2 separate regions of the Homo sapiens genome follow, and region 2 is linked to region 1. A link is a loop called in an ENCODE intact Hi-C map of the cell type or tissue named here. Cell type or tissue: CD4-positive, alpha-beta T cell. All regions are shown on one strand. Region 1 overlaps TDRD12 (tudor domain containing 12). Region 2 overlaps RGS9BP (regulator of G protein signaling 9 binding protein).

Evidence for each region. Peaks named below come from ENCODE experiments on the same cell type or tissue, not always from the same donor. Only the 100,000 strongest peaks of a DNase experiment are listed, where the experiment ranks them.
Region 2: it touches region 1 in a loop (2.6-fold over the local background); 7 of 110 quality-filtered maps call a loop at or near these places.

The regions. Positions count from the first base shown.
Region 1 is chr19:32,742,723-32,750,722 of GRCh38, forward strand. It overlaps TDRD12 (tudor domain containing 12), which reads left to right. Exons shown (of 33, transcript NM_001366102.1): 4 at 59-178; 5 at 5,754-5,809; 6 at 7,062-7,147. Among named protein-coding and RNA genes, the nearest start is that of TDRD12, 27 kb to the left of the region's middle. RefSeq lists an enhancer at 5,751-5,830. In CD4-positive, alpha-beta T cell, a CTCF peak has its summit at 5,853; DNase peaks (open chromatin) are centred at 3,029, 3,439, 4,249 and 5,979.
Region 2 is chr19:32,678,259-32,686,258 of GRCh38, forward strand. It overlaps RGS9BP (regulator of G protein signaling 9 binding protein), which reads left to right. Exons shown (of 1, transcript NM_207391.3): 1 at 1-42. Among named protein-coding and RNA genes, the nearest start is that of RGS9BP, 6.4 kb to the left of the region's middle. In CD4-positive, alpha-beta T cell, no CTCF peak of the experiment used is centred here; no DNase peak of the experiment used is centred here; H3K27me3 peaks cover 896 bases.

The DNA of each region.
Region 1 (8,000 bases):
CGGAGTATGTTATATATAATTTTCTATATAATGGAGCTGTTTCTGTTTTACTTTTTAGCATCCGAGTTGTAGTAGAATCGTTTATGCAGCTTCCCTATAGAGCAAAAAAATTCAGCCTGTACTGCACAAAGCCTGTCACATTACACATTGACTTCTGCCGAGACAGTACTGACATTGTGTAAGTACAGTTTCTTAAGTCCTTCGAATCATTAGTAAAAGCCTTCTATCAAGTGCACGATCTTTGTATGAAGTCAGTTCCTCTGTAGAAGTGCTGAGCAGGAGGTCTCTGTTCTTCAGGAGGGGCTTCTGAGTCAGTGTTTGTCTGACCTGGCTGTGGTTGAGGGGGTTTGGAGCAGGGCCTGAGCTCTGTGCTTCTTGCCTTTGTTTCAAACTTACAAAAAGTAATAAATTAACTGTAAAGAAAAATATTCATAAAACATAGGATCATGGAGTATTATACATGTGTACACGCGCACGCGCGCACGGTCTCACCCTTTTGCCCGGGCTGTAGTGCAGTTGCATGATCATGGCTCATTGCAGCTTCACCCTCCTGGGTTCCAGCAATCCTCCTACCTCAGCCTCCCAAATAGCTGGGACTACAGGCACATGCCACCATACCCAGCTAACTCCCCTCCCCTCCCCTCCCCCACTCCCTCTCCCCACCGCCCCTCCGCTCTCCTCCCCTGCTCCCTTCTTGCTTTCTTTTTTTGAGATAGGGTCTCACTATCTTGCCCAGGCTAGTTTCAAACTTCTGGGCTTAAGCGATCCTCTCACCTTGGCCTCCCAAAGTGCTGGGATTCCAGGCATGAACCACTGTGCTGGGCCCATGGAGCATTATAAAAGAGTCCATTGCAATTTTCTCCAGGCCCACATCTTTCCTCCTGGGAGGCCTCTGTGATCTTTTCCAGCTCTGAACTTGCAGGCCTTTGTCAGTGCTTTTACACACACTTATCTATGTGGAGCTTTTAACGAAAATTAGAACATACTGTCCTATTTGCAGAATTAACTTAAGAATATGTGTTGAGGCCAGGCGCGGTGGCTTACACCTGTAATTCCAGCACTTTGGGAGGCCAAGGCATGGGAATCACCTGAGGTCAGGAGTTCAAGACCAGCCTGACCAACATGGCAAAACCCTGTCTCTACTAAAAATACAAAATTAGCCTGGCGTGGTGGTAGGCATCTGTAATCCCAGCTACTCAGGAGGCTGAGGCAGGAGAATTGCTTGAACCCGGGAGGCAGAGGTTTCAGTGAGCCGAAATCGCACCACTGCACTCCAGCCTGGGCAACAAGAGTGAAACTCCATCTCAAAAAAAAAAAAAAAAAAGTATGTTGAAACTCTTTGTCAACATACGTATCTCTTCTTTCTACTTTTAGTCTTTTTCGTGGGTGGATGTGATTGACATACTTGCTGTATTTAATCATTCCCCTCTGTGTAGCCACTAGGTTGTTTCCAAACCATTTGCACAGTACAGTCCCGTAAGTATATGGATGAATCTGACCGGGCCTGGTGGCTCATGCCTGTAAGCCCAGCACTTTGGGAGGCTGAGGCAGGCGGATCACTTGAGGTCAGGAGTTCGAGACCAGCCTGGCCAACATGGTGAAACCCATCTCTACTAAAAACACAAAAATTAGCCAGGCGCAGTGGTACGCGCCTGTAATCCCAGCTACTCGGGAGACTGAGGCAAGAGAATCGCTTGAACCCAGGAGGTGGAGGTTGCAGTGAGCCAAGATTGCGCCACTGCACTCCAACCTGGGTGACAGAGTGAGACTCCGTCTCAAAAAAAAAAAAAAAAAAAAAAAAACAAAAGAATATAGATAAATCTGTATAAAATACACAGACGTAGAGGCATATATATATACGTGTGCCCCGCACCCCATCTTTGCTCCCTTTTTCTAGTGTTTGACTGCATCGCTAGTGTTTGTACAGGACAGATCCCTGCCCTGGGCAGTTCCCTCTCGGGTGCGGGCGCCATGTCTGCTGTCTTGAATGAGCACTACCGAGTGGCCTGACTTCTGCCTCCTGTGGTCTGTAGAGACATCAGCCCCATCCTCCCACCCGGTGCTCCTCCTCTTCTCCCTTCCCGGGACGATGGCATTATGGAAGGAAAAGCCACAGGGAGCAGTCCAGTTCTGACTCCACTGGCATGCCATGTTGCACTGTGTACTCTGAACTCAGAAGCTGCCTTCATGGGCTGTTTGGTGACCTTCCCATTCTCCACTCACCCCAGCCCCCACAGTTTCCTTGTGGTGGTGAGTGCATCACTCTTGCGGCTGGCGTGGCATCTACACTGATGTGAGGATAAGTCCCTGCTGAGGCCAATGCGCCCTACCAGGCCGCCCTCCAGCCAGCCCCCCCCACTACTCACCGAAGGCTCTGGGAGTGGGATTTGCTGCACACAGCAGCCCCTGCCCCCTGTACTGCCCTCTTTCAGAGCGGCCCACTGCCCACCCTTCAGGCATGATTGGGGCCCCTGTGTGTGCAACCCAGCTCCCCTCAGAGGCAGTTGGTCCTGTCTTTCTTGACCTTCTCTGCATGGGCTCTTCCCAGAACAAATGTGGGCTTCCGGGCCCTTCCCCACCCAACCTAGGATGCCCCCAGGGAAGGGCCTACTGGGGTTTGGTCACCTTCTTTGACATCTGATGCCTTTGTGTTTGTGTTTTATGCAGAACACCCTTTTAACGTGTGTATTACAGTTTTACAGATTTTGTCAAATTCCCCTTCAAAAAGACTAGCAATTTATACTGCCATCATTGGGGTATGGAAAGCACTGTTATTCCCACACAATATTGAATATCGTTAGACTTTCTAATTTCTGCTTGTTTGCTCAGTAAAAATGGTATTTTTATTTTTCTGACTTGCAAAGCTGTCACATGTATTCATGTGATTATTGTGTATGTGTGAAAGAGGGAGAGAGAGAGAATGGCTGATGTGGTTATTCTGTGTGTGTGAGAGAGAGGGAGAGACTGGCTGATGTGGTTATTCTGTGTGTGACAGAGAGTGGGAGAGAGACTGGCTGATGTGGTTATTCTGTGTGTGTGTGAGAGAGAGAGACTGGCTGATGTCATTCTGTGTGTGTGTGTGTGTGTGTGTGAGAGAGAAGGAGAGAGACTGGCTGATGTGGTTATTCTGTGTGTGTGAGAGAGAGAGTCTGGCTGATGTGGTTATTCTGTGTGTGACAGAGAGTGGGAGAGAGACTGGCTGATGTGGTTATTCTGTGTGTGTGTGTGAGAGAGAGAGAGACTGGCTGATGTGGTCATTCTGTGTGTGTGTGTGTGTGAGAGAGAGAAGGAGAGAGACTGGCTGATGTGGTTATTCTGTGTGTGTGAGAGAGAGAGTCTGGCTGATGTGGTTATTCTGTGTGTGACAGAGGGGGAGAGAGACTGGCTGATGTGGTTATTCTGTGTGAGAGAGACGGGGAGAGAGACTGGCTGAAGTGGTTATTCTGTGTGTGAGAGAGACGGGGAGACTGGCTGATGTGGTTATTCTGTGTGTGAGAGAGAGAGAGAGTCTGGCTGATGTGGTTATTCTGTGTGTGTGAGAGAGAGAGAGTCTGGCTGATGTGGTTATTCTGTGTGTGACAGAGGGGGAGAGAGACTGGCTGATGTGGTTATTCTGTGTGTGACAGAGAGGGGGAGAGAGACTGGCTGATGTGGTTATTCTGTGTGTGACAGAGAGGGGGAGAGAGACTGGCTGATGTGGTTATTCTGTGTGTGACAGAGAGGGGGAGAGAGACTGGCTGATGTGGTTATTCTGTGTGTGACAGAGAGGGGGAGAGAGACTGGCTGATGTGGTTATTCTGTGTGTGACAGAGACGGGGAGAGAGACTGGCTGATGTGGTTATTCTGTGTGTGTGAGAGAGAGAGAGTCTGGCTGATGTGGTTATTCTGTGTGTGTGAGAGAGAGAGTCTGGCTGATGTGGTTATTCTGTGTGTGACAGAGGGGGAGAGAGACTGGCTGATGTGGTTATTCTGTGTGTGACAGAGAGGGGGAGAGAGACTGGCTGATGTGGTTATTCTGTGTGTGAGAGAGACGGGGAGAGAGACTGGCTGATGTGGTTATTCTGTGTGTGAGAGAGACGGGGAGAGAGACTGGCTGATGTGGTTATCCTGTGTGTGTGAGAGAAGGAGAGAGACTGGCTGATGTGGTTATTCTGTGTGTGTGTGTGTGAGAGAGAGAGAGAGAGAGGGAGAGACTGGCTGATGTGGCTATTCTGTGAGAGAGAGAGAGGGGGAGAGACTGGCTGAGGTGGTTATTCTGTGAGAGAGAGGAGGGGAGAGACTGGCTGAGGTGGTTATTCTGTGAGAGAGGAGGGGAGAGACTGGCTGAGGTGGTTATTCTGTGTGTGTGAGAGAGGGAGAGTGACTGGCTGATGGGGTTATTCTGTGTGTGTGAGAGAGGGGGAGAGAGACTGACTCATGTGGTTATTCTGTGTGAGAGAGGGAGAGACTGGCTGATTTACTTGTTCATATGTTAGATTGGGTTTTCTCTTGGGTTGTTTGCCTTTTCATTATTAGTAATCTACTACATTTTTCTTTTTTAAAAAAGCTAATTATTAGGTAATTCTTTGTGTGTAACAAGGTTTTAGAACCACTGCCTTTACTGCCTTTTAGAAATCCTTTGTAATTCTCTTGAATTGTTTAATATCTTTCTTATAAGAATAAAAATAACCAACATTTTTGAGTAATGATTATGTCCAGGCACTGGGCTAAGTGTTCTATGTACATTATCTCATTTGATCTTTAAAAGAATTCTTGGAGGATGGTGGTGGCATCTCTGGTACATAAAATCAGAAGAAACATAGAACATCATTCTGACCTGACATTTTATTTTTTTCCTTGCTTCCAAGTTTCTCCTCTTTCCCCACTGCCTACAGCTTTTCCTACAATTTTCTTTGCAAAGCATAAGAAAGATGTAGAAAGGACAAGATGACAGGGGTAAAATGGGAGCCAGTGAGAGGGCGCTAGGGTCAGCAGAGTGAGGAACAGTAGTTTTATAGTAGCCGAGACCCAGTGCGTTAGCTCACGCCTGTAATCCCAGCACTTTGGGAGGCCAAGGCAGGAGAATCACTTGAGCCCAGGAGTTTGAGACCAGCCTGAGCAACATAGCTAGACCCTCTCTCTATTAAAAAAAAAATTTTTTTTAATCGCTGAGTGTGGTGGGGCACACCTGTAGTCCTAGCTACTCAGGAGGCTGAGATGAGAGGATCCCTTGAGCCCAGGAGTTCAAGGCTGCAATGAGCTGTGTTCATGCCACTGCACTCCAGCCTGGATAACAGAGAGAGACCCTGTCTCAAAAAAACAAAATGAAACAAAGATAGTATCTGGCTCTCCCATGACTGCCTGTGAGGGTGTCGGTGTACCAGCATGTGTCGCGCCCTCTCTGTGCCAGACTGTGTTAGACACCCCACACTCAGGATCCCTGTCCCAGGAGCTTGTGTTCTGGTTGAGGAGACTGATTTGTCTGGGGATGGTGGTGGTGTGACAGACAGTGCAGTGGTGAGCACAGGTTGGTCTCAGTGGGGCCTCTGTGCTATGAGTCTGCACCGGTGCAGGTGACAGTGTTGAGACGAGCGTGTTGCAGGATGCAGTGGGATCCTCACCCCCAGAGCAGGGCCAGTGCCAGGTGCCCCATCATCTGCATCACGTGTTCCATATGTAGTGTGAGAAATGTCCAGTGCATGGTTTACAAAATGCTGTTGGTGTGCTAGCCTCAGATTTTTATGTAATGGAGTTGCATCTGTTCACTGTTCCAGACCTGCCAAGAAGTGGGACAATGCAGCTATTCAGTACTTTCAGAACCTTCTGAAAGGTAAGCCAGTGCCTGATCACTGCAGCCTGCCTGGAAGTGACACCCACAGAGGCCTCAGCTTCTGCTGCTGGCGGGGGTTGGAGATGCCCCTGTTGGCCAAACGGCCCTCCTCAGAGGAGTTCCCTAAGCTACCTGGGGCTTCCTCCAGCTCAAGTGCCACAGTAACTCTGCACCCCTAGTGGCAGTGGATGTCAGTAATTGACAGCTGAGATCAGCAGGGGGCTGTTTGTGCAGGGGAACCCTTACACAGTAATAATACCTGCCTCTTCGTTTGCATAAAAGCTGCGGCGCTGCAAAATAAATTCATGTGGATTTTATTGTACCAGCAATTGATGAAAAACCTAGCATTTTTAGTGAGCAAGAGATAGTAAATGGATATTTATTGTGTAATATTCATTACTTCTAATTTAAGATGCATAAAATGTCTTCAGCTGTTCTTTTTATTTTATATCAGTGACTATAAACAGTGTCTTTTGTGGGATCTGTCTTAACCTCTGGCAGTCAGATACCTGGTTTTAGTGATAGGGTTGGTGGATGGGAAACACCTGGGGTGCTGCCTGGTGCCTCGTTGGGTCCTGGCCCCACTCCTGTGCTGTGTCATCATCTGGGTAGAGGAGGAGCCAGACCCTTTGACCTGGGAGCAGTGGGAGGCTGGGAGGTCACTGTGACTGGAGTTTTGGCCCCTGTGAGCCATGGGGGCTGCTGGGAGATGAGAATGCGGGTCTGGAGGAGGCCGGCCACTTAGTCCTCAGTGGCTCAGGCAAGTGACTTAGCCTCTGAGCCTGGTCTCCTCACCTGTGACATGACCACTGTACTTAACCTTGAAGGTAGTGGTAAGAACTCAGCGAAAGAAGGTTTCTAAAGGACTTAGCACAGCACCTGGTAGGTGGCAGTGATGCTGCTGCTGCGGGGTTTTGAGTCTCTAAGGGAGTAGCCGGGTGCTGCACTCCGTGGGGCTTTGCAGGGTAGAATGGACCTCAGATGAAGGCCTGGGACTGGAAATCTGGGTTTGGGAGGCATGGAGAAGAGAGGACCACAGGGTGGCACAGGAACCTGTTGACAGGGACAGGACCCATAATCCACTCCACAATCAGGAGTGCCTTTTCCTAACATGCTCCCCCTGGTCCTGCCCGAGGAAGACATTTGGGCACTCTTAAGTGGTTAGCAGAGGTTACTAGGTGGGAAATCGTCATGATTGTTTCAAATATACTTTTAACATCAGCTGATTTGTGTTTTCATTTATGCTATTTAGCAACTACCCAGGTGGAAGCCAGATTATGTGCTGTGGAAGAAGATACATTTGAGGTTTACCTTTATGTAACTATAAAAGATGAAAAAGTAAGTGAAAGAATTGTATTTTTATAATATTTCATCATTTTAAATTTTACTTTAATAAAACAGAATAAATGCCAAGAAAAACACTGTAGTTCGTACAGCATAGAAATTGTCTTAATCTCTTAAGGTCTATCTTAGACCCGAAGTTAGCCAGGTCTGTGTTTTCTTCTTTTGATTACTTTAAAAAATGACTTTGGCATTTTATTTAAACATGGTCAAGAAATTATTCCTATAGTGATGAGCATGAAATGTTGTTTTCTTCTCAGGGAACATGATTTTTATAAATATACTAATTTGCTGTAGCGTTAGTTCACTGCCTTTCCCCCTAGACTTTCTCACTGTATGTAACGTGCTTGCTGTAAATAATTCAGATCACAAGCAGAAAGAAAGCGGACATCATATGTGAGTGGCCCCTACCTCTGCCAGGTGCCAGCTGCTAGCATTTTGGCCTCTGCCCTTTCTGAAGGATGGCTCAGGGCACACCTCAGCACCAGGCAGAGGTGGACAGAAGGGGCACACATCCAGGGCTGCTCAGAGCCCATGGAGGGTACCTTAACCATGGATTTTTTAAAAATTGTATTTTGAAATAGACTTACAGAAGAGATGCAGAAATAGTGCAGAAATTTTGGGATATGCTTTGCCCAGGTTGTCCTGATGTTAACATAGCACAAAACCACAGTACAGTTTTTAAAACCAGAAAAGTAACATTGATAAAATACCACTGAAAACCTGCAGGCAGGTGAATGTTGACAGTTTCCCGGCTGATTTCCTTTTTCTGATGTAGGATCTGCTCCAGCACCTCCCACTGCGCCTGTTTGTCATGTCTCCTTCCCCTCCTCTGGCCTGTGACAGCTCC
Region 2 (8,000 bases), 64 kb before region 1:
ATAGTCTTCCCCCCCCCCCACTTTTTTCTTTTTTGAGACAGGGTCTCCCTCTGTCACCCAGGCTGGAGTGCAATGGTGTGATTGTGGCTCACTGCAGCCTCCAAATCTCGGGCTCAAACTATCCTCCTACTTCAGCCTCCTGAGTAGCTGGAACTACAGGTGTGTGCCACCGCACCTGGCTAATGTTTTTAAGGCAGTTAATTTATTTATTTATTTTTATTTTTCTTTAGAGATAGGATCTTGTGGTGTCGCCCAGGCTGGAGTGCAGGGGCGCAATCAGCAAACCACAGCCTTGAACTCCTGGGCTCAAGCTCTCCTCCCACCTCACCCTCCCAAGTAGCTGGGACTAAAGGTGTGCATCACGGCACTCAACTAATTTTTTGTAGAGACAGAGTTGGGCTATGTTGCCCAGGCTGGTCTCAAACTCCTGGCCTCAAGTGGTCCTCCCACCTAGGCCTCCCAAAGTACTGGGACTACAGGCATAAGCTACTATGCTCAGTCTAAAATCAATATTCTTTATTTTTTTCTATAATTTCACTGCAAAATAAAATCTATATTCTTGAGTAGCCACACAAGTGTAAATGACAGAATGTTAAGTGGCCTTTAATTCTTTTGATCAACAAGTAAGAAAATGCTTGGTCCTTGGTCCCAGGATGACATCTGCCTGAGCAGTGCTGCCAAATCCTGCCTGTGGTCCAGAGAGAGCTCTGTCCCATTCTTGGGTAAGTTAGGCTGTAAAAACAGATGCATTTAACTTTCTTTTCTTTTTCTTTTTTTTTTTTTTTTTTGAGATGGAATTTTACTCTTGTTGCCCGGACTGGAGTGCAGTGGCGTGATCTGGGCTCACTGCAACCTCTGCCTCCTGGGTTCAAGCAGTTCTCCTGCCTCAGCCTCCCGAGTAGCTGGGATTACAGGCGATTGCCACCATGCCCGGCTAATTTTTGTATTTTTGGTAGAGATGGGGTTTCACTATGTTGGCCAGGCTGGTCTTGAACTCCTGAACTCAGGTGATCTGCCCACGTCAGCCTCCCAAAGTGCTGGGATTACAGGCGTGAGCCACCTCGCCAGGCCACATTTAACTTTCTAAAGGTAATTTGCAATAAATTCCAGAGACTTTGGCTGAAAACTGACAAGGATTTTTTTTTTAATTCTTTTTTACCCCAGAAGTGAGAACAGGGGTGACCAGGGGAAAGGAATTGGCCATTTTTCACATGGGCCGCTTGGAGGACCAAGGGGCAGAGGTGGATAGCAGAAGGGATGCTGTCAGGACACCCAGACTTAAGATTCACTCTCCCCCCAACCCCCCACTATTCCTCAGGAGGACCAAGAGATTCCAGCAGCTCAGATAGGGCAAATGTAGGATCTGTGTTTGTGTCTGTGATCATGCTTTTAAAAGACCCACAAGGTCTTAAGCTGATTAAATGTTTTGCAATTACTTTTTTTTTTTTTTTTTTTTTTTAAGATACTGGGTCTCTATGTTACCGGGGCTAGAGTACAGTGTCACAATCATAGCTCACTGAAGCCTCAAACTCTTGCGCTTGAGAGATCCTCCTGTCTCAGCCTCCTGTCTGGGACTACAGGCGTGCACCATCACACCCTGCAAATTTTTAAAATATTTTTATTTTTTAGTTCTTGTACAAATGGAGCCTTCACTATGTTGCCCAGGCTGGTCTCAAACACCTGGGCTCAAGCAGTCCTCCCACTTCAGCCTCCCAAAACCCTGAGATTTATAGGCGTGAACCACCATGCTTAGCTGACAATTACTAATAACAAGAACCTCTTGCTTCACCCAGTGTGGGTGAATCTGAATAGGGGCCACTTCAAATTCTTTTGCACCTGGTTGCCCAGAGTGCCTTTGAAAATGACATAGAACGTTTTTAAGCCACTCCTCCCACATATGGACTCTCTCGTTACCTTCCCCAGAGTCTCATCTCTGGCAAGAGAAGGCTGGGACATTTCATTACCCTGTGTTGGAAAATATACCTAGGCCAGCACAGTGGCTCAAGCCTGTAATCCCAGCACTTTGGGAAGCTGAGGCAGGTGGATCACCTGAGGCCAGGAGTTCGAGACCAGCCTGGCCAACATAGCGAAACCCGATCTCTACTAAAAAATATAAAAATTAGCCGGGCATGGTGGCACATGCCTATAGTCCCAGCTACTCAGGAGGTTAAGGCAAGAGAGTCGCTTGAATGCAGGAGGTGGAGGTTGCAATGAGCAAGATTGTGCCACTGCACTCCAGCCTGGGCAACAGAGCAAGACTCTGTCTCAAAAAAAAAAAAGAAAGAAAAGAAAATGTATCTAAAAATGAAGTCCTAAAGGTATTCTACTGTTTCTAAGACTGGGAACCTTTGTTCTTATCAAGGTGTTTCGGGTTATGAATTTTTTTTTTTAAAATGGTTTAGCAGAACCTATTGTTGAAACAACCCATCAGATGTGTGTTTCACTGAGGGCAGTGGGAAAAACAAGGTTTTTCTTTTTGAGACAGGGTCTCAATCTGTCACCCAGGCTGGAGTGCAGTGGTGCAATTGTAGCTCATTGCAACTTCAAACTCCTGGGCCCAAGCGATCCTCCTTCCTCAGCCTCCTGAATTGCTGGGACTACAAGCTTGCACCACCATGCCCGGCAGGATAAACAAGTTTTTGTTGTTGTCACTCTTTCTACCCACTTGGCTGATCTTTGGGTATTTAGTTATATGTGGATCAGATGTGTACTTGATTCTGAAGGTCTTCTGCTCGCTGAAATTAGTGATAAAATATTGCAAAAAAAAAAAAAGCTGAATTACAATAAATATACTCACCCTGTTGGACCTATTAACATAAACAGCTCTTTGAGTTTGAAAATTTTAAGTATTAGGGGTATTTGGTATTATTTGGAGTTATGACATTGCCTAATAGAACTTCTGCTATACGACAAGCAAAATCACTTTCTGCCTTGTGCAATAGGCTGCTCTCTAACTAGTATCTCTGCTCTCATTTTTATATGTAATGCAAGAGATTGCTTTCTAATAGAAGCCTGATTAAATTGAGATGTTTGATGCATAAGTCATTAATTTTCTGTGAACATTTAGTATGACCTTAAACTATGATACAAGTGTAGGAAAAAAAAACAAAAAATTCAAACTGTGTTAGCTGACACTGAAAAGACAAAAACTTGGAATGTCAAGGCTTTTATCATGGAAACTTTGATTTCAGAAGAATGTGATCTGGGCTTTTGTTATTAGTAAAAATAATATTTGTAGGAGAAAAAAATGCCTGGCAAATTATTTTTATGTATTCTAAGAACATATGCTTTTTTTCTTTTCTTTTCTTTTTTTTTTTTTTTTTTTTTTTTTTTTTTGAGACAAGGTCTGGCTCTGTCACCCACGCTGGAGTGCAGTGGCACAACTTTGGATCACTGCAGCCTCCACTTCCTGGGCTTAAGTGATCCTCCTGCCTCAGCCTCCCAAGTAGCTGGGATTACAGGCGCCCAGCTAATTTTTTTTTTTTTTTTTGTAGAGATGGGGTTTCACCATGTTGCCCAGGCTTGTCTTGAACATCTGAGCTCAAGCAATCCACTAGCCTCGGCCTCCCAAAGTGCTGGGATAACCAGCATGAGCCACCACGCCTAGCTGCTTTTTTTTTTTTTTTTTTTTTTTTTTGAGACGGAGTCTCGCTCTGTCACCCAGGCTGGAGTACAGTGGCAAGATCATGACTCGGTGCAGCCTTGAATTCCTGGGCTCCAGTGATTCTTCCACTTTAGTCTCTCGAGTAGCTGGCACTACAGGTGCATGCCACCACACCCAGCTAATTTATTTTAAAAATTTTGTGTAGATATGGGGTTTCCCTATGTTGCCCAGGCTATCTTGAACTCCTGGGTTCAAGTGATCCTCCCAGCTCTGTCTCCCAAAGTTCTGGGATTACAGGCATGAGCTATTGTGCACAAGCTAAGAATATGTGCTTTTAAATCCCATAAGGAAAAAAATATTTTTGGTAAATAAAATTAAAGCATAAATATCATGATTTACCTGACGTTTACCGTAAGCAACATAAAAGATATGTGATACTGAATGACTAAAAAGTAGTTTTGGTTAAAGAGAGTTCTAGTTTCCATGAGGACTCTGACAATGCTGCATTTTATTTTGCTTTTTAATGTGCACATTGGTACATGTTTAACTACTCTACTCCTGTTCAAAATGTACTTCTCTGTTCTGCAATGAATGCTTTTTAAGGGTGCGAGCCCCAGGGCGTGAAATGAATGTGGTAGAACTGGCCTCTACATTTCTTTTGGGTGTGTCTCCTCCTGCAAGGCCTGGCCAGCTGCGATGGGCAGAGGACACTGCCTCGCTCTCCAAGTACCTCAATAAGTCATTGACCTACTTGTGCCTCATGTCTCTCATTTGCAAAATGAGGGTCCTACCTGATTAACTCAAAGATTCCCCTTCTAGAGCTTAAAACATTGAACAAAATGCAGTTAAACAAGAAAGGGCTATGTTTGTTGGTTTTGTTTTTGTCTTTTTTGGTGTAGTTGGTTGGTTTTGTGTATAATGGAATGGAATCATATCATTTGCTGGTTATTGTCTAATATTAGTTTCAAAAACTAATAAAAATACTTTAAACTTCAAATTAATTTTCAAAATCAGAAGTAACTAAGCATATCATGCTTTCAGTGCACATCAGAATTAGTGTATGGGCTTAAAAGCAAATGTGTGTAAATGCTACTTATTGGTAGTATTTAAATTAGATTAGGAATTTAAATTCAGGCTCTAAGTCGGAGTCTAAGAAAGCCCACTGATTATTAAAACAGTCTGTTTTACCCAGCAATCCAGGCCACCTGAACATCAGAGCCTGGGAAACAGTAGATAGGAAGCTCTGTCATTTGTCTTGGAGGCTGGGAGAATCCTATCCCATAAGTAACTTGGTAGCCTTAGAACTGCATGAGCTGCTTTACCACTGGGAAACACGAGCACAGCCTAGCTTGATTTTGTATGTGGTATCAGATCTAAGGTGGATGGAATTCAGGACTTCCTGTCTACTCTTTGATTTTGTTTTATTTTTAGAAATGTTTTATTTTGTTTTATTCATTTATTCATCTTCAGAGACATGGTCTGGCTCTGTTGCCCAGGATGGAGTGCATGGTGTGATCATAGGCCACTGCAGTGTTGAGCTCCCAGGCTCAAGCGATCCTCCTGCCTCAGCCTCCTTAGTAGCTGGGACTATAGGCACATGCCCTACCATGCCTGGCTTTGTCTACTTTTTGAATGATGTCTCAAACTAGAAGGTCTATTAATTTAAAAAATTAAGGATAGCATGCCATAATTAAAAATAATAACAGTGGGAAAAGGCACCTTCCAATGATTCAGACATCAACTTGTGATTTAAAAAAACGAAAAATAAATAATAGGAAAAAAAGGGGAAAAAGTTAAATAAAAATAAAATTAAAAAAAAAAAAAGAAACAGGGCCTTGCTATGTAGCCCAAGCTGGTCTCAAACTCCTGGCCTCACGTGATCCTCCACCAAAGTGCTGGGATTACAGGTAGGAGCCACTGTGCCCAGCCTCAACTTGTGATTTTTTTTTTTTGAGACAGAGTCTCACACTGTCACCCGGGCTGGAGTGCAGTGGTGAAATCATGGCTCACTGCAACCTCCACCTCCTGGGTTCAAGGATGAGCCACCACACCTGGCCTCTTCTTTTTTCCTTTGAGATGGAGTTTCATTCTTGTTTCCCAGGCTGGAGTGCAATGGCATGATCTCGGCTCACTGCAATCTCTGCCTCCTGAGTTCAAGCAATTCTCCTGCCTCAACTTCCCAAGTAGCTGGGATTACAGGCATCTGCCACCACACCCAGCTAATTTTTTGTGTTTTTAGTAGAGATGGAGTTTCACCATGTTGGCCAGGCTGGTCTCAAGCTCCTGAACTCAGGTGATCCACCCGCCTCAGCCTCCCAGAGTGTTGGGATTACAGGCATAAGCCACTGCACCTGGCCTTTTAAAAATATATATATTCTTAATTTTTGATATTTGAGTGGGAGTGAACATCCTGATCAATGTATTTACCCTTCACAGATTTCATTACATAAGAAGATGTTCAGGATTATAAATCTCCAAGTGCTTTTCTGCAATGTGATTTTTTTTTCTGAGACAGTCTCACTCCCGTTGCCCACACTGAAATGCGGTGGCACGATCACGCCTTACTACAGCCTCTACTTCCTGGGCTTAGGTGATCCTCCTACTTCAACCTCCTGAGTAGCTGGGACTACACATGTGGTGCCACCATGCCCGGCTAATTTTTATATTTCTAGTAGAGACAGGGTCTCACTATGTTGCCCAGGCTGTTCTCAAACTCCTGGGCTCAAGCAATCTGCCTGCCTGCTTCAGCCTCCCAAAGTGCTGGGATGACAGGTGTGAGCCACCCTGCCCAGCCCAGCCCACAATATGATTATACTCAGATTTTAATGCAGGATGCAATCCAAGAAGATAGGTCTCCATATGAAAGATCTTTGGCTATGGTCAACACAGATCAAAGTCATATTTCAAATATTGTTTTTTCTGGCTGTTAGGAACTGACTGAAGGTCATGTTGCAGTCTTCTCTCCATGAGGACAAGATGAATAATATCTGGAAAGATGTTTTTCTCACTTATTTTTCATCTAATTCCATAGAAGAGATTCTGGATGTTTTTATCGCAGTACCATGAGATCTTGGGCATACTTGTTCTTTGGTGTTTGAGAATTTTTTTTTTTTTTTTTTTTTTGAGACAGAGCCTTGCTCTGTCAACCCAGGCTGGAGTGCAGTGGTGCGATCTCAGCTCACTACAGCCTCCACCTCCCGGGTTCAACATTCCCATGCCTCAGCCTCCAGACTACCTGGGATTACAGGTGCATGCCACCATGCCCGGATAATTTTTGTATTTGCTAGAGATGGGGTTTCACCATGTTGGCCAGGCTGGTCTCAAACTCCTGATCTCAAGTGATCTGCCTGCTTTGGCCCCCCAAAGTGCTGGGAGTACAGATGTGAACCACCGCACTGGCTCGAGAATTTTAAAACTTTAAGGCTTATTAAGACCAATGTAAATAAGCCAAATAAGAGCTCCTGTTGTCAAAAGGATTTAAAGAGTACTTCTGGCCAGGTGCAGTGGCTCACGCCTGTAATTCCCAGCACTTTGGGAGGCTGAGGTGGGCAGATCACTTGAGGTCAGCAGTTCGAGACCAGCCTGGCCAACATGGTGAAACCCCATCTCTACTAAAAATACAAAAATTAGCCGGGCGTGGTGGCATGCATCTATAATCCCAGCTACTTGGGAGGCTGAGGCAGAAGAATCACTTGAAGCCAGGCAACAGAGGTTACAGTGAGCCGAGATCACACCACTGTGCTCCAGCCTGGACGACAGAGTGAGACTCTGTTTCAAAAATACATATATTTAGGCTGGGCGCGGTGGCTCACGCCTGTAATCCCAGCACTTTGGGAGGCCGAGGCGGGTGGATCATGAGGTCAGGAGATCGAGACCATCCTGGCTAACAAGGTGAAACCCCGTCTCTACTAAAAATACAAAAAATTAGCCGGGCGCGGTGGCGGGCGCCTGTAGTCCCAGCTACTCGGGAGGCTGAGGCAGGAGAATGGCGTGAACCCGGGAGGCGGAGCTTGCAGTGAGCCGAGATTGCGCCACTGCAGTCCGCAGTCCGGCCTGGGCGACAGAGCGAGACTCCGTCTCAAAAAAAAAAAAAAAATACATATATTTAAAGAGTACTTTTAATATGCTAGTACCAGAAAGCAAAGTTGAGTGTCCCCTGCTTGTATGTACGTATTAGGCATATGGAAAGATCTACAGGGAAGTAAAGAAATAAAAATATTATTAATATATATTAATATTAACAAAGTGGTAGGATTATGAATGGTGTTTTTCAGTATTTTTCCGGAATGAGATTATATTGTTCTTACGATAAAATTTTGAATAATTTTGTCATCTAGAAAATATTATTCTGTTGTTTAAATTGGAATCCCAGCTACCTGGGAGGCTGAGGCAGGAG